2 separate regions of the Homo sapiens genome follow, and region 2 is linked to region 1. A link is a loop called in an ENCODE intact Hi-C map of the cell type or tissue named here. Cell type or tissue: PC-3. All regions are shown on one strand. Links, peaks and the distances in the headings refer to the core of each region. The heading gives the core; the rest is flanking DNA. Region 1 overlaps LOC102723364 (a long non-coding RNA gene). Region 2 has its middle 81 kb from the start of LINC02070.

Evidence for each region. Hi-C counts contacts between places; a loop is a spot of excess contacts. Peaks named below come from ENCODE experiments on the same cell type or tissue, not always from the same donor. Only the 100,000 strongest peaks of a DNase experiment are listed, where the experiment ranks them.
Region 2: a loop joins it to region 1, with 7 times the contacts of the local background. A loop is called at or near these places in 2 of 110 quality-filtered maps.

What each region holds. Positions count from the first base shown.
Region 1 is chr3:86,244,270-86,255,528 of GRCh38, forward strand. All of the region lies in intron 2 of LOC102723364 (a long non-coding RNA gene), which reads right to left. Among named protein-coding and RNA genes, the nearest start is that of LINC02070, 230 kb to the right of the region's middle. In PC-3, for the core only: no CTCF peak of the experiment used is centred there; no DNase peak of the experiment used is centred there.
Region 2 is chr3:86,557,517-86,568,775 of GRCh38, forward strand. No RefSeq gene overlaps it. Among named protein-coding and RNA genes, the nearest start is that of LINC02070, 81 kb to the left of the region's middle. In PC-3, for the core only: a CTCF peak has its summit at 6,034 (motif pointing left); a DNase peak (open chromatin) is centred at 6,065; H3K27me3 peaks cover 553 bases.

The DNA.
Region 1 (11,259 bases), core at 2,117-10,116:
TAAAGGAACATATTTGATAACAAATAATTATTACAGAATATGGGATCCATGGTTTATAATAATGTTTTCCCATTCATGCATAGTTGGTAAAATAATGCCTACATTTATTTATCTGGTTTATTGACAGTGTCAGACATAACACAAAGAAGCAACATTTAGACTAATGAAATGTATGTTTTTTCAATTGATCTCAATTATTTATTTGTAGTACTTTGAATATATAAAAAGATTGAAGGTGCTTTATGTTTCTGTGTATGACTACAGGAGTATATGTAATTTAGAGTTCAAGGCATTAACTAAAATACTCCGCTTCACAGGCTAAAGAAAAAATATAAAAACAAGCTAGCCATCAGATCTTTACGATTCTAAACCAGAATATTCTGGCATGCTGAGGAGTAGTCTCTACATTTACCTACAGGAACTAAAAAGCACACAGAAGGAGACCTTGTAAATTGCCGTCCATTCCAGGAGTGATCCCAGGCCTTCCTTTTGGCACCAGACACATATTTACTTGTTCAAGTGGAGCTCTGTGTAAGATTTCATGACCAGAGTTTAGGTGTGGGGTGGGGAGACTTCTGCTCTGAATCATGGAAGATGGCAGTCAAGTATGAAAATGTATATTCTTCTTCAGTTTTCAAAACAGATATAAAATAAATTAACATTTTTATATTTATCTATATTTGCTTGGTAAGTAAACTTCTGGTTAAGCTCAATATGATTCCTAGGAGAAACAGAATTAGATGCATAGAGAACATCCATCCTCTGTGTGTGTGTGTGTGTCTCTCTCTCCCCTCTCCTTGGCAAAGAGCTCTCTGTCATGCTTCTGCACAGGACAGTGAAAGCTCTGACCAGGCTAAACTAGTGTGAGATGGCAAGGCCATGACCTTATTAGAAAAGCCTCTCTCTGAAGTCTCAAACGACCCTAATACCAACGTTGAATTTGCCTGAGCCTGTCCTTTCTGATTTCCCCCAACACATTACACAGGAGCTCTCTGTCAAATTTGGTGCTGCCGATAATGAGCTAGTCTCTCAGACTTTTGTATTAAACGCAAGTTCTCCAGGAAACTTTTGAAAGTGCACAGGAAAAATACAGAGAAAATTGAAGACTAAAGGGAGTATGTTTCTGTTCTACAGCAATACATTTACCATGCAAAGCAATGTGTTTATCTATACTTATGCTTTTTGCTTCTATTCTATATTAACCTCATCTGATTTATGCTAATTTTTGCCCAAGATGACAACAGAAGCAGAGAGTTATAGTCACACAGAGTATTTCCTTTACTATTACTCCACCTGCTGGAATTGCCCTTCACTGACCACAGATTCCTAGGACTGAGATTTGAAAAATGTGAAGAGAAAAGGAATTAGAATTATTTACATGCACGGACAAAACTGTTTTCTTAATATTGTTTTATTTAATATGTTAGTAATTTGACAAGAAATGAATAATTTTACAGTTTGAGACTGCTCAGTAACAATATAGACTGTTTTTATTATTTTATATTCTCAGATTCTGAGTCCTAGTTGCATCATGTAAAGTCTTATTTTGATATTAAAATGCTGAATTATGCATTATACAATATGTATCATTTGCTTATCAAACAGGTATGCATGCTTTTGTTATCATAAAAATAAAATGGAAATATAATATGTATTCGCTGATGTTTCAGAAATGTGTTTACATAAAACAATTCTGGAGGAACACAATATTTTATGCAGACTAGTCCTATATATCAAGGTAATTAAAATAACTTTGTTATGAATATAATATAGGAAATTTTGAAGTACTACAAAGTATAGATTCTAACTTAATAGGCTTTCCAGTTTATTTAGATTATATCATGGAAACCCTCACCTATATACATATTTGCATTTATTTTTAGAAGCAGTTTACCTAATTTGCAATTTTGGGGTATCTGAAGAACACAATATAATTTTATTGCATTTAATTAGAATTTAATTGGAGTTAGTCTCAAATATGATGTGTGCATGGGGCACCTAATTGAGCAGGTAATTTGTCCATAGTCACACATATTTAAAATTGTATCTTAAAATAACATGGTGAGGTAAAATATTCTGAGATACTGCCAGTTATTTAGCTGACTCTACTTTACATTTTATTTATAAATGAATCAAAGTCAGCTGAATTTATGTATAAAGTCAATTTGAAAGTGATGTCTCTTTTCAATAATGTGGAAACAAATTGATACTTAACTAATGCTGAATGGTGTGTGTGTACCTGCATGTGTGTGTGTTTATATATGTGAACTCTTATGTCGTCAATTTCCACATTTTCATTATCTTTTCTTGAACGCACATAAATAAAAATAACAGGACAGATGACTTTATAATAGGATATAATGTCATTTTGGGCATCTTTCAACATATTCTTCTAACCAATAACTTAAGGAAGAGGCTGTTGATTTGATATTTTAAATTATTAAATAATAAAACAGATTAAAGACATTTTATATTCTAGTAAGGAAAAATGTTTATTTCAAATTAGTTATGGACTAACGTAAAAGATGCAAATAATGTGATTATTAATTACTGTCATAAGAAGTGTGGCAAAAATAAAAGATGGCCCTGTGTTGTTTTTGACTTAAAAAGTACCCTTGTTTGAGCACATAATAAAATTAAGTTCTTTTTCTCTGCAACCCAATAAAACATGTACCAAATGCAAGTGAATCAACACAGCTGGTTGCTAGCATTATGATTAGGGATGCACTAGTTTGGATAAAATAAGAACTGGCCTGAATCTCTGCCCAAAACTTGAACTAAAATGACACCAAAAAAAAAAAAAAATTAAAATAGTTTCAGAAACTCATTTTTTCTTCAAATTTCATATGCCCTGTTTTTACAATGAAAATTTGAGGACATCTTGTTACTTGATTAAATAGGAAGTACTAAAAAAATCAAATGAAACATATACCAAAATTTAATAATCCAAACTTAAAACCCTAAGTTGGATGAGTTTTACTGTTTTAAGTCCATTCATTTTGGGGTCTTTTTCTCTTTTTCTCAAGTAAACATTAAAAAAAAAAAGAAAGAAAGAAAAAAACTTTTACTTAAAGACAAAAAAAACCTTAAACATTTAAGTTTTCAACAAGATTTTTGGGGAAGAGTATTGGATATTTTATTGCATGCCAATGTACATTTTGTTTTATTTCCCATTTCAATGATCATTGCAGCATTGTTTAGATGAGTCATGTTCTGAGTAGACTGAATAAATACACAGCTGCCTGTTCTGCAATATGGATTAAAGTAGGGGTAAGGATCTCAATGAAAAGAAATGTGATTCAAGGTTGTATATTAGTATCAGAAACTCAATTGCCAAAAGAAGAATTAATACAGATGAGTAATCTAGAGGAATTCGCCTTACAGAATTAATTATTAAGGTTCCAACACTGCCACTTGCACTATCATTCACTTAAACTGGGACTCAGTAATAAATTAGGAACCACGTCATAACACTTCAGTCTTCTTCCACCTACTGACCAATATCTCAGCATAGGGTCACATGAATTAAGGCCAATCAGCAGTTACTGGAAATATAGATTTTTAAATAGAGCATGTAGAGAACCTCTGAGAAGCATATTACTCCTTGGACCAGAACAGGCTGAAAAGGTCAAACACAACTCTCCCTTTTTTATGGGAGGTGGTCAGCAATGTTCTGGAAAAGAGAAGGAAGAAAATGAGAAAAGTTAAAAAAAAAAAAAGAAAAGAAAAAAAAAAAGGAGGAGGCCGGGCGCGGTGGTTCACGCCTGTAATTTCAGCACTTTGGGAGGCCGAGGCAGGCGGATCACAAGGTCCGCAGATCGAGACCATCCTGGCCAATATGGTGAAACCCCGTCTCTACTAAAAATACAAAAAATTGGCCGGGCGCGGTGGCTCACGCCTGTAATCCCAGCACTTTGGGAGGCCGAGGCGGGCGGATCACGAGGTCAGGAGATCGAGACCATCTTGGCTAACACGGTGAAACCCCGTTTCTACTAAAAATACAAAAAATTAGCCGGGCGTGTTGGCGGGCGCCTGTAGTCCCAGCTACTTGGGAGGCTGAGGCAGGAGAATGGCGTGAACCCGGGAGGCGGAGCTTGCAGTGAGCCGAGATTGCGCCACCGCACTCCAACCTGGGAGACACAGCGAGACTCCGTCTCAAAAAAAAAAAAAAAAAATACAAAAAATTAGCCTGGCGCAGTGGCGGGTGCTTGAAGTCCCAGCTACTCGGGAGGCTGAGGCAGGAGAATGGCGTGAACCCGGGAGGCGGAGCTTGCAGTGAGCTGAGATCGCACCACTGCACTCCAGCCTGGGGACAGAGCGAGACTCCATCTCAGAAGAAAAAAAAAAAGGGGGGTGAAGCAAAAAATAAGGGAAAAGAAAGAGCAAGTGAAGCTCAAGGAGAAAGGAAGGAGGAAAAATAGTAAAATAGTAGCGGTTTCTCCAGTTTCTTTGATTTTTAGTTAAATATCTGTCCAAGGCTGTGAGACAAACCCGACCTGAGAGAGGTCTCCGTGCTCCTCCTAATCCGGACCCCAGCGTCCTCTCAGAGCCCTCCTCATTGCCCACAGCCACAGATCTGCTGCGTGTGGAGATGCTTTCTACGGTGTCTTCAAAACGAATGTCTACCATTCTTTTATCTCTTCTGAGTACTTGCTTACAAATGAATTGGAATGTTGAGGAAATTAATATAAGATTGCAAATAACTGCTTAACAAACATTAACTCAAGTTCTATGCTTAGGTCAGAAGATAATTTTGTACAAACCATGTATACAAGGTACTGTCTGATCCTCACTGTGTGTCCCTTGAGGAACTTGGGCATGGGATATCAGAGCTAAGATTGTTACACGAGTAAATAATTGGAATTTTTCTAATCCAGAAAACTTGTATTTTCTATCAGGGTAAATAAATAAATATTGATATTAAAACAGTATGCATTTTTCAAGTCCTATCATTTTCAACTCTCAATTACTTTCCACTTACTCGTTTTGTCATACCTATTCTAAAAATCTATTCAGCTAAAATATCTTTGTCCCATGAACACTTCTGGAAAAGACCTCAAGAATGTGCTTATTGTTGCCACTGAGGAACTATGGCCTGCAACCTCAAGTGGATACTTAGCACCATTTTGTGGTCATTCCAAAATTATCTAGGCTGAGCTTTCTCCAAAATTCCTAACAATTGCTGTTCTAAATGTTTACTCCGTGTTATGGACTGAATACTTGCTTCCCCCAAAAATGTATGTGTTGAAGCCCTAATCCCCAATGTGATAACATTAGAAGTGGACACTTTGAGTGGTAATTCAGTTTAGAGGAAGCCATTATATGGGCGCCCCCATGGATCAGTGTCCTTATAAGAAAAGTAAGAGATCAGAGCTCTTTCTGTATCTCTGCCATGTAAGGACATAGTAAAAAGGCAGCCATTGGCAAGGCAGGAAGATAGTTCTCATAGGAACCAAACTGGCTAACACCTTGATCTTGCACTTCCAACCCTCCAGAACTGTGAGATACAAATTTCTGTTGTTTCAGCCACCCAGGCTACGATATTTTGTTATAGCAGACTGAGCTGACTAAGACACCCTGTTCCACCAGATCCTTCATGTCTCAAAACACATGACTTCACTTTCTAATTTTCATGTAAAATAGAGATAATGTTTCCTGCCTTTCATATCTGTAAATGTATCTTTTATTTGTATGCACCTCAAAAGGTGAGACTCATCTTTTGATGAGTCATCCTTCAAGTTCCACATCCAGTTCACTTTAATGCTATGTTGACTCTATCCTCTAAATATATCATAAATACTTTTTTTCCCTTTGAAGCGTCTTGGCTACTGCTCTTGACTTAGTGAAGCCCCACATTACTGTTGGATAGCACTAGTGAATCACACACTTTAAAATAAAATTGGATTAGACCAGGTGCAGTGGCTCATGCCTGTAATTTCAGAACTTTGGGAGGCTGAGGCAGGATGGTTTCTTGAACCTAGGAGTTTGAGACTAGTTTGGGCCACAGAGCAAGACCATTTCTCTACAGAATATTTAAAAAATTAGCCAGGTATGGTGGTGTGTGCTTGTAGTCCCAGCTACTTGGGAGGCTGAAGTGGGAGGATTACTTTAGCTAAGGAAGTTGAGGCTTCAGTGAGCCATGTTCCTGCCACTGCACTCCATCCAGGGTGACAGAGTGAGACCCTGTATCTCAAAAATAAATAATAAAAATAAAATTGAGTTAATTCTGATGCTCCACAGAATGGAGTAAAATTAAAAATTGCTTTAAATATATATACACACATATATTTTTCTTGAGAGCAATTACTTTGCAATAGAATAACAGATGTTTAATTTCCTCTAAATAAATGTTATATTTATCTGTTCTAAATATATAGTTAACACTAAGTGGAGGTAATCAAAGTATTTATTTGTTCTTTTAAACTCTTGATTATTTTATGTTGAACCTGAAAACTTATTTATGTGTTGAGGTTCTAGAATTTGTTATGCCAATTACTTTATGAAAATAGCTACTATTTTACCCTGTTACCGATTCACTTACCAAAATTTGCTTACTATTTAGTAGTATATTTGCCAGTTGGCAAAAACTTTAAATACTTTGCAGACTGGTAGAAAATCTAAATCTGGGACAGTTCACATTTATCCCATAAAACATTAAATTGAATATAGCAATTAGTTTTAGAATCCAGGAAAAGAATATAAAAATTTACAGTATTCTTTCTAGGCAATTGTTTTTACAAATGCTGAATTCATTACAATGTTTTAAATTCAACAACAACAAAAGAATAATATTAACCATCTATGTGTTGTAGAGTACAAAACTTCCTATTCTGAAACAGGAGTATGTGCATCCAGTAAATGATGATTAGAGATACATAAAATATCTTTCTATTCTTTGCATTCTCTTGATAGTTATGACACATCTGAGCTGAGCTTGAAAGTAAGGTCAGGAATTAAAAATAAATGTCTAAAAAAGTCAAAGAAAATACCTGGATGTTTAAGAGTGAAAGGAAGGAGAAAATAGTTTTAGAGAGAAGGGATATGAGGAGCAAAAAAGAAAAGATACACGATTGGGACTCTATGTGGGGAAAAATTTAAATATATATATATATATATATTCCAGTGTTGGAATACCTAAAAAGATGTTTAAGTGGTTATTTCTGATTTTTCTTTTAAAGCTGTTTTATTTTTGTATTCTAAACTCATTTCATTGATCTAAGACCCAGAGAAGATGTATGGCAAACACAAGTGCTTTGTGTGATTTTGTATGTGTGTGTGGTTTTTTTTTTTTTTTTTGAAATTTAGGAAATTGAGTAAATTCCATGTATAGACAAAATGAGGAATAGAAATAGCATTCATAGAAAAGAGAGGCAGTGTTAAGTGGGATAATACAAAGCAGAACATCAAAAATCTAGGCAACATGAGAATTCATATCTCTAATAAAGAGGGTTGTAAACTTTTTCAGATTTAGCCTACCTTTCAGAGATCTGAAGGGCAAAGATAACCCAGTAGACATCAGAGTTATACATCAATATAAAGTATACACTTTCAGCTGTAAATATTTGTTGATTTAAAGTAATAATTAATAATTCATTCAACAAATGTCTACCAAACATTTGCTGTGTGCTAAAGCCTGTGAATGAAAAGCTAATGAAAACAATACCTTATCTTCAACATCTCGACAGGGAAGAAGCATGTAGAAAGAGTGACAGTTGTGACAGGTGCTGAATTATAGAAATGCATAAGGGTCAGAGGAGCTCTGAAAATTTCTACCTTGGAACAAATCAGAGTTTTCATTAAGATATTAGCTTTTGAGTTAGGTAATGAAGAATTAGCAGGGCTTCTTGAAAAACAGAAGATATGAGGGCCAGTGCAAAAACACAGAGGAATGAAAATAAAACACAATGGTATGTTCAAGATGACCTAAAGTTTGCTGTAACTGGAGTAAGGTGTACATTTGACACAGAGGCTGGAGATAACTGTAAGCAATGCTGCCCAATTGAAATGTAATGCAAACCACACAGGTATATGTTTTCTAGAAGCCACACTTAAAAGGTAAAAATTACTAGTAAATTAATTTTAAGAATATATTTTATTCACCCAATATTCCCAAAATGTTATCATTTCAACATAGTCAATACACAAATTATTAATGAAACAAATTGCACTGTTTTTGAATTCAGTCTTTGAAACCTGATTGTAATTTCTATTTATAGCACATCTAGATTCTGCCTAGCCATATTTCAGTGCCTTTTAGACATGGTGTTAGTGATTTCTCATTGGACAGCTCTGTTAATAGTACATGACATAGTTCCTTAATTAAGGTAATATAGAGATCCATTTTAACAGAAAAAAGCATCACATACATGTAACAAAATTTCTCATGTACCCTATAAATGTGTACAAGTTTTTAAATAAATAAATAAAAGAAAAATATTCTCAGGAGTTCCCTACTTGGACAAATTATTTTTATTTCTGATTAATTTTATATACACTATTAAATATGTGCAAGCATAAACCTAGTTGAACATCTCTCAAGCTTACAGCCCTTATATGTTTATAGGATCCACACAAGTGTACATTTGTATAAAACGCTTACATGCCTATAATCAACATACATTTGATATGATGAATATGTTTTGCTTAAACGTAACCAATGCTTGAAGCATGCATAAAAACTTGGCTTCTTTGAGCATGTTCTTTTTAGCTCAACATCTGTCACATACTGATTTAAACTACTACATGGTTGCTAGTAAACCACGTAGTGTTATTATTTGTTCTTTCTAGGCAAGAATGGATTTTTTTCTATATGGAGTCACCACTTTTCTTTTATTGGTTAATCTGCAAGTTATAATAGTTCAATAAGGTGTCAGTGTGATTTTAACAAACTCAAGCAATGAACTTCTTTGTCAGTTGGCTTTTGGCTGTATGAGCAATCATTCAGAAGATCCAGATATATTAAATCTTGTAGATTATATCAAAGTGAAAACAAAATATTTATAAAATATGATAGAGAAGTCTTGAATTCCCTGTGATTTAGTTTGCAGATGCCCCTGCTTGGGAAATTCTGCTGCACGCTGCACTAGACTCTTTCTATGATATCTGAGTGGTAACAAGGAATCATTTAAAGTCCTTGGAGGTTTACAACATCATCTTTTAGTTTTAGGAAGAGAAATGCCTGTGAATGTAGATAGAGGTTGTACATATATGCAAGAAACATAATTCCAAACTCATGATATGTTTGATTGAGGGCTACAACATAATTTAAATATCCAAGTAGGTGTTAGCTTACTCACTGTGGGAGAGTAGCACTGTTAAAATACTGTTATTCAAGCCACATTTTTACATCCTTTTGGGGGGAATTGCCTTTAAAATGGCTTAGAGTTCTGAGACAAAGTAAATTCCATTGTTTGTAATCTCCAAACTTTTACTACCAAATTATTTTCAAAAAATGAAAACTCTTCACTACTGAGCATGATCAGCAGAGCAGTGAAATTTGAACGAGTCTATGGTCAGCCTGGGGTACTATTTTGAGAAAACAATATTCACTTGAATATATATGACTGGGAGAACTTTTTTTCCACGTTAAACAGAGTTTTGTTTGTTTGTTTGTTTTTGTTTTTGTTTTTGTTTTTTTGAGGTGGAGTTTCATTCTTGTTGCCCAGGCTGGAGTGCAGTGGCCATATCTGGGCTCACTGCAACCTCCGCCTCCTGGGTTCAAGCGATTCTCCTGCCTCAGCCTCCTGAGACATGCACCACCACGCCCGGCTGATTTTTGTATTTTGAGTAGAGATGGGGTTTCTCCATGTTGGTCAGGCTGGTCTCAAACTCCCGACCACAGGTGATCCACCTGCCTCAGCAAACTCCCGACCACAGGTGATCCACCTGCCTCAGCCTCCCAAAGTGCTGGGATTACAGGGGTGAGCCACCGCGCCTGGCTAAACGCAGTTTTTTAGCCAAGATTTGAGTAGCTCCTTTTTCAAATTTCTGATTCTTGCTGAGTACTTAAAAAATTGGTTATCAACTCTACCCTCAGTAAAATTAATAAATTTATTAAGTTTGATTATATATAGCTTATTTGCTTGTGAAAAAAGAAGTCTAGAAAACTATTCAGTACCAGCTTCTAGACAGACTTCTCTTGCTAAATATTGATATATTCTTTGTCTGCACATATATGTGAGCACAAATTTGACTTGATGCACATCCACTCAGAAATGATATAACTTTCTTTTCCTTGTAAAAAGTTACTCAGAAACTGTTATATATGTTACTGAAAGCAAGAGTTCCCTGACCCCACTTGCAGGTCGTGCGACAGCGGTATGGCTCCTCTCTTAGGCCACTGTGTGTGCTCAAAACCCTTATGGGATGGGGAGCACACAGATGGGCAGGCGCAGGAGCCCAGGGTCTGGGGTTTATATGGGTACAAGATAAGGGGGCGTGGCGGGCCAAAAGGCAACTTTGGGGCAAGAAAACAGGAATGTCTGTTTCCATTTAGGCATTTCAGGCCTGAGTTTCCAGGCTTGAGGGTGGGGCCTCTGCCAGGGAAGTGCCCTCTTCTACCCAGTATTTCCCTGTTTCCTGTCCATATCATTATTAAATAACATATTGACAAATTCACAGTCTCCATGATAAGATGCTAAATGTTACAAAATTTATGATTCCCTAAATACGATATTGATGACACATTCTCCTCTAAAATAATTTTCTCATACATCTATTTCTTGAATTTTATATTGAACACAAAATTCTCAATGTACCAAACAAATCAATAACATATTTATGTATGTTCAATAGAATTTTAAGTCCATGGTATATCAATTTGCTTTAGGAAAGTAAAAAAGTTCCAGGTTCAAATGATTTGAGGAAATTGTGAATTAAACCCCATTAAATAGATTAATACTGAATATCTTTATTCTCATATTATAATAATTTGTTTTGTGTCTTTTGGATAGGAGTCTATATCCTGCAGAGCTTTACAATGTTTTGACCAAGCTACCACTTTATTTTTCTACAGGATCACATATCAAGACCACTAAAAAAAAAATAATAATTCCTATTTTTTTAACATAATATTACCATCTGATGCTAATATGGATATTTACTGCATAGGTGGGAGATTTTCTCAATGTTCGTATAAAGAGTTTTTATGCTCATACCAAGGACCAACATAAAATTAAATAATATATTTGTAATATATCTGGTTTTATGTCATTGTATAAATTAATAACGATCATTAAATGACCTAAAAATAAATATTAG
Region 2 (11,259 bases), core at 1,469-9,468, 310 kb after region 1:
GTCACATCTGTCCAAAAACATCTGAAGGGAGTGGTGTTAGCCAGAGAACTACTAGAGTGGGATACAGTATTCCACTGTAGTATACTATAGAAACTGTATCCCACTGTGGTAGCTCTCTGGCTACAGATTACTTGTAGCCGTAATATCCTATAAGGTATAGAGTGGTTTTGTGCAGATAATTTCTAAGCAATTTTAACCTGGGTTTATGTCACATAGGTGAATCATAGTTTCCAGAGAACAAAAACAACATAGATTACCTGGTTTTCTGAAATCTATATTCATCTTTAATGAACCACAGGTTTAATACTCCCTGTTATTACAAGGCTGAATCAACAGGCCATCACAAAGTACATTGAGATCATATATTAACCATAACAGCACACAGAAGAAGGAGGTTAAAACCATATAATCTCAATTAATTTAATTTGTAATTTCTGAAGTACTTGGTGCAAGATGATAACTTTATAACATACTTCAAGTATACCAGTTTTGAAAGCTACAACAGGATATTTTATGGTTCCAATAGTGTCCTACTAATCATAATTGTGCAAAATACTGTAGAAAGTTATATAGAGATCTAAGAGCTAAATGTGACTTTTATTTATTTTTCAATAGCAGAAAAAATCCCACTAATACTCTAGTAGGGATCTAAATGGAAAGAAGGCATTTTAATAACACTATTCTCAGTCAAAAGGAAGAATAAATACCATACATGAGAAACAGCCAATAAACGCCAATTGTAGTGCCTTTAAATAAAATTTGAAGTATAAATTGAGTGACAAAATTTTATGCTAATACATTGGAAAAGAGTGAACTGCTTAATTTTATGAATGTGCTTTTCCAATCAGATTAGAGTCATTCATTCACTTTCCCCTGAGCAATTACTAATGGAGAAACAACCAGATGCCTAATACTGTATTCAGTAATGAAAATTAGAAATGGAAAAGTATGTAAGCCATGGCCTGCCTCCAATTTGGTGTAATAAATAGAATAAAAAACTGACAGATTATTATAATACCACTTTATAGTCACTATTCCAGATATATGAACAGATGTTGCAAATTATACAACATAAAGTTAAGTTTGACTTGAAGAGTTGAGGCTGTGTTACCTTTCTCACTCGTTTGCTTCCAAGTGAGGTTTGCACAGAAAACTAGGAGGAGTTTGCTATGTGAGAAAGGGGAGAAAGAGCATTCCAGGTACAGAGTAAAGCATCCACGGGTTTAAATGATGCCCAGCTCATTTGGGAAACCTAAAATATTGGGAGCCCCTGTTATACCTTTCAGAGAGCAGCAGGTCTTGGGGAAATGGGAAGGGAGAGATGGAGCTTGAAACAGAAGCTGCAGCAAAGTTGCAAATGACAATGATGTGGAAGCCTAGGTTAAAGTGGGATTTAATTCCAAAGACAAGCAACAGAGAAGCAGCATTTTAAAACCAGGAGTTACATAGCAGATTATGTTCTTAGGGAGAACATTTTGTGGCAATTCATCAGATGGGTTTAACTAGGGAGAGTCTTGTGGGAGGATGGCCAGTCAGTGGGCTGAAGCAGTATTTCAAGTGAGAATGGACTTCTTCAGCAATAATGGTGGCATCAAAAATGAAATTCTATACTATTGCTATGTACATGTGCACTGCTGATATTTAAAATATATTTTGTTCAGTGCATCAGCAACCCCTTTTCTGTCATTTTTTTCTTTATTAATTGTCTTTTCTTTCACCTGTATAGCCAAATACTCATCCTTTGCTCTAAGTGTTAAAACGATCTGTGCTTTATTCTCCATGTGAACATCTGAATGATTTAAAACAATGGAATTTTAGTTAAAGATACTGGAATCTCTTCAGCATGTGCTAAAGCACTTTAAGAGATAAAAATCCCTAATAATGCCAATCTTCTTCCCATCCTCTTTCTATTTGATTTTGTTGAAAGAAGAAAATGATATAATAAGAGGATTACGATTTTTCTTGATCCGAATTATAATTTTATGTTCTTTCAAAAACAGTAGGATTCACGTGTAGGTTTGAGTGGGAAGCTGATGCACGCTACTGATCATTTTATCAACAGGGAAAAATAAATGAGATCAAAGATCCAAAAATTAGATTTTTAATTTGCAGTTTTATAACAAGTTTTTCCAAATAATACATACATCTTAAATTGCTGAGGTCATTTTTTTTTAATTTTTGCAAAACACAATGCCTGGCAAAATAGAGTGTATAAACTTACGGTCATGTTTGATAAAAACAGCTGATTAATGATGGAATTTAAACAACACAATACTGTGCTCAAAATTTAAATGGCTCCCTCATCTGTTCCTCTCAAATTCAAGCAAATTTTCATGTCAGCACAGGACCTTGATCTGTTATTTTCCAAGGAACCACATTTAAGTCAGGTAAACCTATTTATGTTCCCAGATAATGTGTAATTCCTAGGGGTGTGTGCAGTGCTGTAGGTATAAGTGTGAAGGATAACGGAGAAAGAGGTACATTCTCCCACTAGGGTTTGATGACAGGCTACTGTAACCTCCTACCAGAGAGAATTGGTCGGTTTGTGCAGCCTGCTCACAACCCTTAGCCTGAGCATACATGTCAGCTCTGTGAGGAGCGGTGAAGAGCTTTCTCATCTATGTATCTTACCAGTAAACAGCATAGATGCTTAATAACTACTTACTCAATCAAATTAGTCTTACATGCCCACAGTGCCTAATGTGTGGAGCATTTTCCCCATCCTCCCAATGTCAAAGACAGTTTAAAAGGGCTGCCTTGAAGGAAAAATAAAATCTACATATTTAAAAAATGTAGTTGTGTTAGTCCGCTCTCGCATTGCTATAAAGAAATACTGGAAACTGGGTAATTTATAAAGAAAAGAGGTTTAAGTGGCTCATGGTTCTGCAGGCTTTACAGGAAGCAAGATACTGGCATCTGCTTGGCTTCATGATGGAAGGCAAGAGGAGCAGGCACATCACATGGCCAGAGCAGGAGCAACAGAGCAAGCAGAGAGGTGCTACACAATTTTAGATCACCAGATCTTATGGGAACAAACTTACTATCGCAAGGACAGTACCAAGTAGGATGGTGTTAAACCATTCATGAGAAACACACCTCCATGATCCAAACACCTCCCACCAGGCCAACATTGGGGATTACATTTCAATATGAGATTTGGGCAGGGACACACAGCCAAACTATATCAGAAGTCTTGGAGGTGAGTGTGGAAGAAAGGGGCACTTGATGAACCTTTATTTTGAATGAGTCCTGTAGCAAACTAAGCTTAAACTGTAAGCAAGTTTCCTAGCCTCACTTCATTGAATTTGTTTCTGCATCTGTCATAAAGCAGCAGATTTCTTCCATCTCTTCAATGACATGACACTGATTCACTGAGATTGGGATAATGATGAAAAGACAGGGAAACAGAGAACATTAGTTGTGTTCGTGCACACACACACACACACACACAGACAACTACATTTATTCTACTATCTCCCCTCTACTCTATTCCATATAAGATATGATGCTTTAGGAGGGATGTGGATTGTTTGAGGTTATCTCTCACATTGTAAGTGACAAAAAGGCAGCTCCGTGCAGGGGGATAAGCTTCCGTTGCTCTTATGTCCGTCCATTTCATGTAATAATAAAGGTGAGATTGCTCAGGACATTGAAGATATAATTTGGCCAAGTATAAACAGCACCAAAAATTGCTGAATATGAGGATGATTACGCTGTCAGCAGAGCTATGAGTGCAGGTTTGTGGATAACAAGTAATCACAGTATTCCACAGGCTGAATTGCCTCCTCTGTTCATAAGGAGCAGCCAGTGACATTTAACTCATTCTCATCTTTGTTATCTCAAAGTTTATATACTGGGTGACGTGAAGTTTCTTATCACTACCAGTATAGTTTAACTTTGTATTGCATCACTATTGTAAACACTGCTTATGTTACAGTGATTGCTTACATTGAAAAGTTTTGGAGATACATGACGGGGAAAGCATGAAAAGAAATATGTGGATAGTAGTCTTAGATGCACTTCTGCATCTAATTTTTTTTCCATTGAAAAAGATAAAATAACGAATACATAGCTGCTCGGTTTTTTTTTTTTTTTTAATTATACTTTGAGTTCTGGGATACATGTGCAGAACATACAGGTTTGTTACATAGGTGTACATGTGCCAAGGTGGTTTGCTACACCCATCAACCCATCAGCTAGGTTTTGATCCCCACATGCATTAGGTATTTGTCCTAATGCTCTCCCTGCCCTTGCCCCCCACCTCCCCAGCAGGCCCCAGTGTGTGATGTTCCCCTCCCTGTATCCATGCGTTCTCATTGTTCAACTCCCACTTATGAGTGAGAGCATGCGGTGTTTGGTTTTCTGTTCCTGTGTTAGTTTGCTGAGAATGATGGTTTCCAGCTTCACTCATGTCCCTGCAAAGGACATGAACTCGGTGGTTTTAAAATTAAATCTAGCACATAAAACTACATAACAGGTCCCACCCTCAAGTCGTGATTTATAGTAGAATTCCTTGGGACTGACAGAACAACTAAGATCTAGAAAACTTTCTTGTAGTTTTTGAAAACTACCCAATTTCAAAGTTACAAATATTTATTATTCCTAGAGAAACTAGAAGTTTAGAGGTAGCCTGTGTCATGGGGAAATCTTTGCAAAGAGGTGGTGTGTGCTTTCCTGTGCTTTCCAAAATGTAATGTGTTTTTGAAGTACCGGGACCTGGGGGATCTTATTAAAATGCAGATTTAGGTTCAGTAGCTCTGGCATAGGGCCTGAGACTCTAGAATTGTTAACAAGCTCCCAGGAGAGGCCAGTGCTGCTGCTTAGTGGAACACACTTTGAGTGGCAAGGATATGGACACCTCCCTTACCAAGGAACACTAGTTTAGCTAATTTCTTACTATCTAAGCTGTGTTAAAGATGAAGTTGTGGGAGCTTGTTTTGGCAGGTGTTATCTCAACTGTATCTCTAGTAGCTCAGTGCTTGGTGTATGTCGGTGTTAATAAATATTTGCTGAACTACTAATGTCGACTATGAAGGTTGATACAAACAAGCTCTCACAACTGTGATAGTAAGAACTGTGTTAAATAGTAAGGATAGTGAGAACTGTGAAAAAAGTGAGTCATTTACAATCTCTGGTGAAATACTATTTAAAGGTAAATAGTCACAGAATATTTTTCTTTGATTAATACAGGTGTTAATTCATATATATTTATGGGAAGCAAATTGAGCATTTGGAATATGAGTGTGGAGATTTTTAATCACAAACTTATTTTAAGTCATGTTTAGAAATATGAAGGGTAAGTGTGTCAAGCTGTGCTATTCACATACTCACAAAAATATGTGAATAATTTTATGAGTCTTTGTGTATAATTCTTTTTAAGTATCTTTTTAATAAATATACAAACTGTAAATATACTGATGTTATTAAATGTCAACATATGGGCAAACAGATTTCTTAATAATTTTTTATAACAATTGTTTATTAAATAAATTCTACTCTATCAAAACAGAATTCTTACTATACTCTTATAGTATATACAAATCTATCTTTTTTTAATCCAATGAGAAAGTCAATTTTTTTAGAAGATACACATAGCCTTTCATTTAACTACAAAATGAGAATATGGAAGATATATAGATAAATCTGCCACCTAATGTTAGGTAGTTTGAACTTACGTGGTTTGGTAAACAATGAAGCTAAACAGCTATAATAATAATGTGAAGGGAAGCATATACTGGTATAATAGCTGTGTATATACTTACTTTACTATTATTGACATTTAACACATTTGAGGAAAGGTTAAAAATTATATACACATTATAAAAGGTATTTGTTTCATTATTGCCTCCAAAGAAGTTACAGTGAGCTTGATTTTTAATTTGTTTTGAAACCTAAAAACACATTAAACACATATAGGTGGTTTGTTTATTTTAAATTTAGAAAAGGAATTGATATATTGACTGTAAGTTTCTGTCATAGTTTCTTTCATGATCATAAAATACTTTATTTTCAAAGTTAGACTATGTAGATAATGGCTCCCTCTACTGGTCAAACTATGTTGGTGATATGTATGTAAAGTACTTGAACAACCTAAATTTCACCACACTGAAAAAGAAAACATTTGGCACTCACAGGAATAACCGTTAACTACATTTCTAATACACTGTCATTGTCTGAAAACAAAAAGAATTTGGTATGTAGTTAAAGTTTTATTCTTTGCTTTATGTGAAAGTAATTCTCTTCCTTGTGTATTTATTAGCAATAAAAAACCTAAAGATATCACTTAACTAGAAGACTAAAGTTATATCTTAACTAAAAGACTAAAGATAACTCTAAAAGTAATGAAGACGTAGGGATAACCAAAAGCATCTATTTGATTACAAAAAAATAACTTTATCTTACAGCAATTATGACTCATTTCTAAGCTAAATTATATAATGTAATATCAGCTTTTTTTCCTCCTTTAATTACAGATGTTGCCTAGATTGCTTCTAGCTGAACAGTGTTTATTTTGGCCCCATATGCTTTATCTTTTCAGAAAAATTATGCATTTTCTGAAAGGAAGGGACATGTCTTATGTTCCTAATTATATACTCAAAATTTTAATTAATTCAATTAATTTTTCTGATTTTATAAAACCTAATATTGCTAACTATTGCTCCAAGTTGTTCATAAATTAATTTAAGCCAGAGAGCATAGAAACTATGTTTTGTTCCAATGCTAATATGTAACCTTATTTTAGACCATGTATAGAGCGTACTAAGGTAATTAAAAAAATACTTGCATAGTATATTATCTGTTTCTTATTTATTTAGAATATTTTCATTAACATTTTTTCTTCTTTTTAAAATCTGGTTCGCTACCATATGAGGACTTTCTATGATTTTAAAAATTAACTACTTGGCAAATGCCAAGCTTTTGTTCTACTTGCTGGTAACAGTTACCAAATTCTTCTATGTTGGAGTGGGAGTGGAACACAAGCATGTGAAGTTATTGTCTCAGCAAAATTCACATGGTTATTACTTGGTAGATTGCCTCTTGAATGTCAAATCATAGTTCATTCAACTAGAGCTATCTTAGTGATGCCTTTTAAGGTTTATAGGACCAAATTTTTGCTACACCTGGCATCCTTCAACATCCCTTCACAAAAGATATTTCTGTACTCAAACTCAGATTGTGAATTCTGCCTATCGTTGTGGAACTAATAATTTTCTTTTTGAATTACATTCATTTTTTATTCTTTTTTCTCTGGTTATTCCTCAATCCATCAACAGTTGAGCTCCCAGAAGATTAATACATGCAATTTACAATTGAATTACAACATTTCCAATACAATCCTCTTGGAACTGTTAGATTCAGAGTGCTCCCTTTTGATGCTATTCTCTTAAAAATATTATTACTGACATTTTCATAATCTCTTGCAAATAAAACATCGGTAATAGTTCAGACGAGCATATTACATTAACTACGAAGTATACATCATTGGTATGAACACATTTTGGGAAGTCAGGTTTGTAATAAAAACTACAAAAAAATACAAATTCCTCCATTCATAATAAAGATTTGCTCTTTTGAATATCACCTTAACAAGATGACAGGAAAAAAAAAACTGTGTTTCTATGTATAGATTATAAATCCATTTAAAATTATAATGGCCTTTGAGCTTTTCTAAATGTAAAAATATTACCATAAATGGTTCTCAAAGCAAAAAGTATTATGCAAATAAAATGGGTATCTAGAATTAGAACTTTGGGAGGAAGTAGTTAGTGGTATGAAAAAGTTTAACTGATGCTGAACATTTAACAAGAGAAGTGAATAATTTTACTTTTTACTCAGTTTTTCCTGATGGAAGAGCAGGTTCAATAGCCAAAAATGGCCTTTAATTTTTAATTAAATGTAAGCCTGAAAGACCTGTGGTTTGAAGACACCTTTGGGCATGATTTAATAGCCTATTAATACTTGTCTAAATCTTGTTTTTCAGCATAGCGCACATTAATGGAGCTCCCAAAAATTCGTAAGAATATATCTATATATAATACAAGTGATTCCATCTTAGGATTTTGAAGTATTCTGGAGGTCACCTAATGCAATCTTTAGTCAGTGAGTTAATCCTGTGCCATTTCTAATAAATAGTCATTTATCTTGTTCTTGAACATTGTTAGTATTGGGTAATTTACAGCTTTTTAAGGTATTAGTGAAGAGATATAACTTCAATGTTTACATGTTATATGAAAAAGTGTCTCCTTTTAAATTCTATCCATTGATCCTATTTTTGCTTTTTGGGAAGAGTTGGTAGGATTACTCCATACTTCTTCAACCATTTCTCATATGGCATAATCACAAAATACTGCGTTTCTCTGGTTTCCTATTTCAGAATGTTTCTTAGTTTGTTAATGTTTTCCTAAATATCTAGTCAAGAGTTGGGCAAATTTTAAGTGCAGTAAATAAAAATAGATAACTGAGAAATAAGCAGATTCTTCATCATCACAAACAGATCTTTTTTTTTTTTTTTTTTTTTTTTTTTTTTTTTGAGACAGAGTCTTCCTCTGTCCCCCAGGCTGGAGTGCAGTGGCGAGATCTCAGCTCACTGCAAGCTCTGCCTCCCGGGTTCATGCCATTGTCCTGCCTCAGCCTCCTGAGTAGCTGGGACTACAGGTGCCCGCCACCATGCCTGGTTAATTTTTTGTATTTTTAGTAGAGGCGGGGTTTCACTGTGTTAGCCAGGATGGTCTCGATCTCCTGACCTCGTGATACGCCCGTCTCGGCCTCCCAAAGTGCTGGGATTACAGGCGTGAGCCACTGTGCCCAGCCACAAATAGATCTCTTAAATCTGTGTATTTGATATTATATCCATATACTCAAATATTTTTATAACATTTTATTATAAATGAAAAACATTAAGTAATACTAGTATTTAGAATAGCTTACGTCTAAGCTGCCCATGGTCATATTAGTAACATTTCACAAAAATTATATATTGGGACAAGGCAGAAATTGATAACTAATCACAAAAGGTATTGTGTAAGATTATTAAAGAGATTCATAGATTTTTAAATTAAAAATCAGAAGACTCCAGACACTCGGTCTCCCTCCCAAAAGCAAGTCACTTTTACCAGTCTATGTACCTCCTAATTTTCTGTTGCTTTTTAGAAATGCTTTCTCTCATGACAATAAGTTTTAAACAATGCTTCATGTAAATAAAGTAATTGACAGGCAAAATGACAATGAAGAAGGAAGAAATGGAATTATCTTGGAGATTTGAATTGCTTTCACTTGGACATTTAATAATTTCTTTTACAAAAGACATAGGATATTTACACTTTGGAATTTTCAGTTTCAAAGATGGGAAGGATAAATTTGTTTCCTGCTGAGAAAATTTTCAAAGAAGTTTTAGAGTTTTCAAAATAGTTATAGCCAACAATCCTAAAGATTTCTTTCTCAAGTAGTATGAAATGGTTTGCAAACTAATCATTTGATAGAGATTATAGTTTTTTTCCATAGGAAATGGCTTTTTAGATCTAAATTGACAGTGCTGCACTGTCTTTACTTATTCCTCTGATTGTTTATAGATATTATGAATCCCTTGGATGCAGAAATTTTAGGGAGAGTGATAATAGCTTTATGAGGAGTGGATGGACTCACAATTAGATCATCTAAAATATTATATATGCTATAAAATGCACTTTGCTGAATTGATTTTTTCATTAAATAATTACTGCTGAACACAACTTCTTGAGTAAACAGGTGCCAAAATTTACTAATTTTTTGTTATATCTCAAAAGAAAGCTAAAGTTCATTGCCATAATATGAACTTACTGTATACTCACATGGTGGAGAGAGAGAGAGGAGAGAGAGAGAGAGAGAGAGAGAGACTCCCTTCTTATAAGGGCACTAATCCCATCATAAGGGCTTCATCCTCATGAGGCAATCATTTCCCAAAGTACATATCTTCAAATTCCATTACATTGGAGATTTATGTTTCAATATGATTTTGGGGTACACAAGCATTCCATCCATAGCATTCTTCAAAATGGATCATAAACCTACATGTAAAGTACAAAACTTTAAAACTCTTAGAAGATAATATAGCAGGAAACCTAGATGACTTTGGTGATGGGGATGACTTTTTAGTTACAACACCAAAGGCACAACCTATGAAAGAAAAAATTGATGAGATAGACTTCATTAATATTAAAAACTTCTATGTTAAAAAAGACACTGTCAAGAAAATAAGACAAGCTGCAAACTGGAAAAAACATTTGCAAAACCACAGCCAATAAAGGACTTCTATTCAAGATATACAAAGAACTCTTAAAATCCATCAATAACAAATTAAAAATTCCAATAGAAAATGGGCTGGAACCAGGTGCAGGAGCACATACCTGTAGTCCCAGCTACTTGAGAGAATGAGATTTAGAAGTTGCTTGAGCCCAGGAGTTTGAGGCCAGCCTAGAAAATATGGCAAGACCCTGTCCATAAAACAAACAAACAAACAAAACAAATTAAAAAAATCAAAAGGGCCAAAGATTTTAAGACACCTTACCAAAGAAGATATATATACAGATGGCCGACAAGCATATGAAAAGATGCTTCATATCACATGTCATTAGGGAAATGAAAATTAAAACTACAATATTATACCACTATATACTCATTAGAATGGCCAAAATCCAGAACACTGACAAAACCAAATGCTGACCAGGATGGTGGAGCAACAGGAACTCTCATCGCTGGTGGGAATATAAAGTGGTACAGCCACTTTGAAAGAAAATTTCGCAGTTTCATACAAAACTAAGCATAACACTTTCCATATCACCCAACAATGATACTTCCTGATGTTCCCCTAAATAGGCTGCAAACTTAAATTCTCACTAAAATCTGCACATAGATATTTATAGCAGCTTTCTTCATAATTGCCAAAACCTGGAAGCAACCAAGATATCCTTCAGTAGGTGAATGGATAAACAAACTGTGATACATCTAGAGGATGGAATATTATTCAACACCAAAAACAATAAACTATCAAGCCATGAAAAGACACAGAGGAAACTTAAATGTATATTGCTAAGTCCAAGAAGCCAGTGTGAAAAGTCTATGTAGTGTATGATTACAACTATATGACATTCAAAGAAGCCAGCGTGAAAAATCTACATGGTGTATGACTTCAACTATGTGACATTCTGGAAAAGGCAAAATTCTGGAAAAGTAAAAATATTAGTGGTTGGCCAGGTATAGAGGGGATGGAGGAAGAGAAGAAAA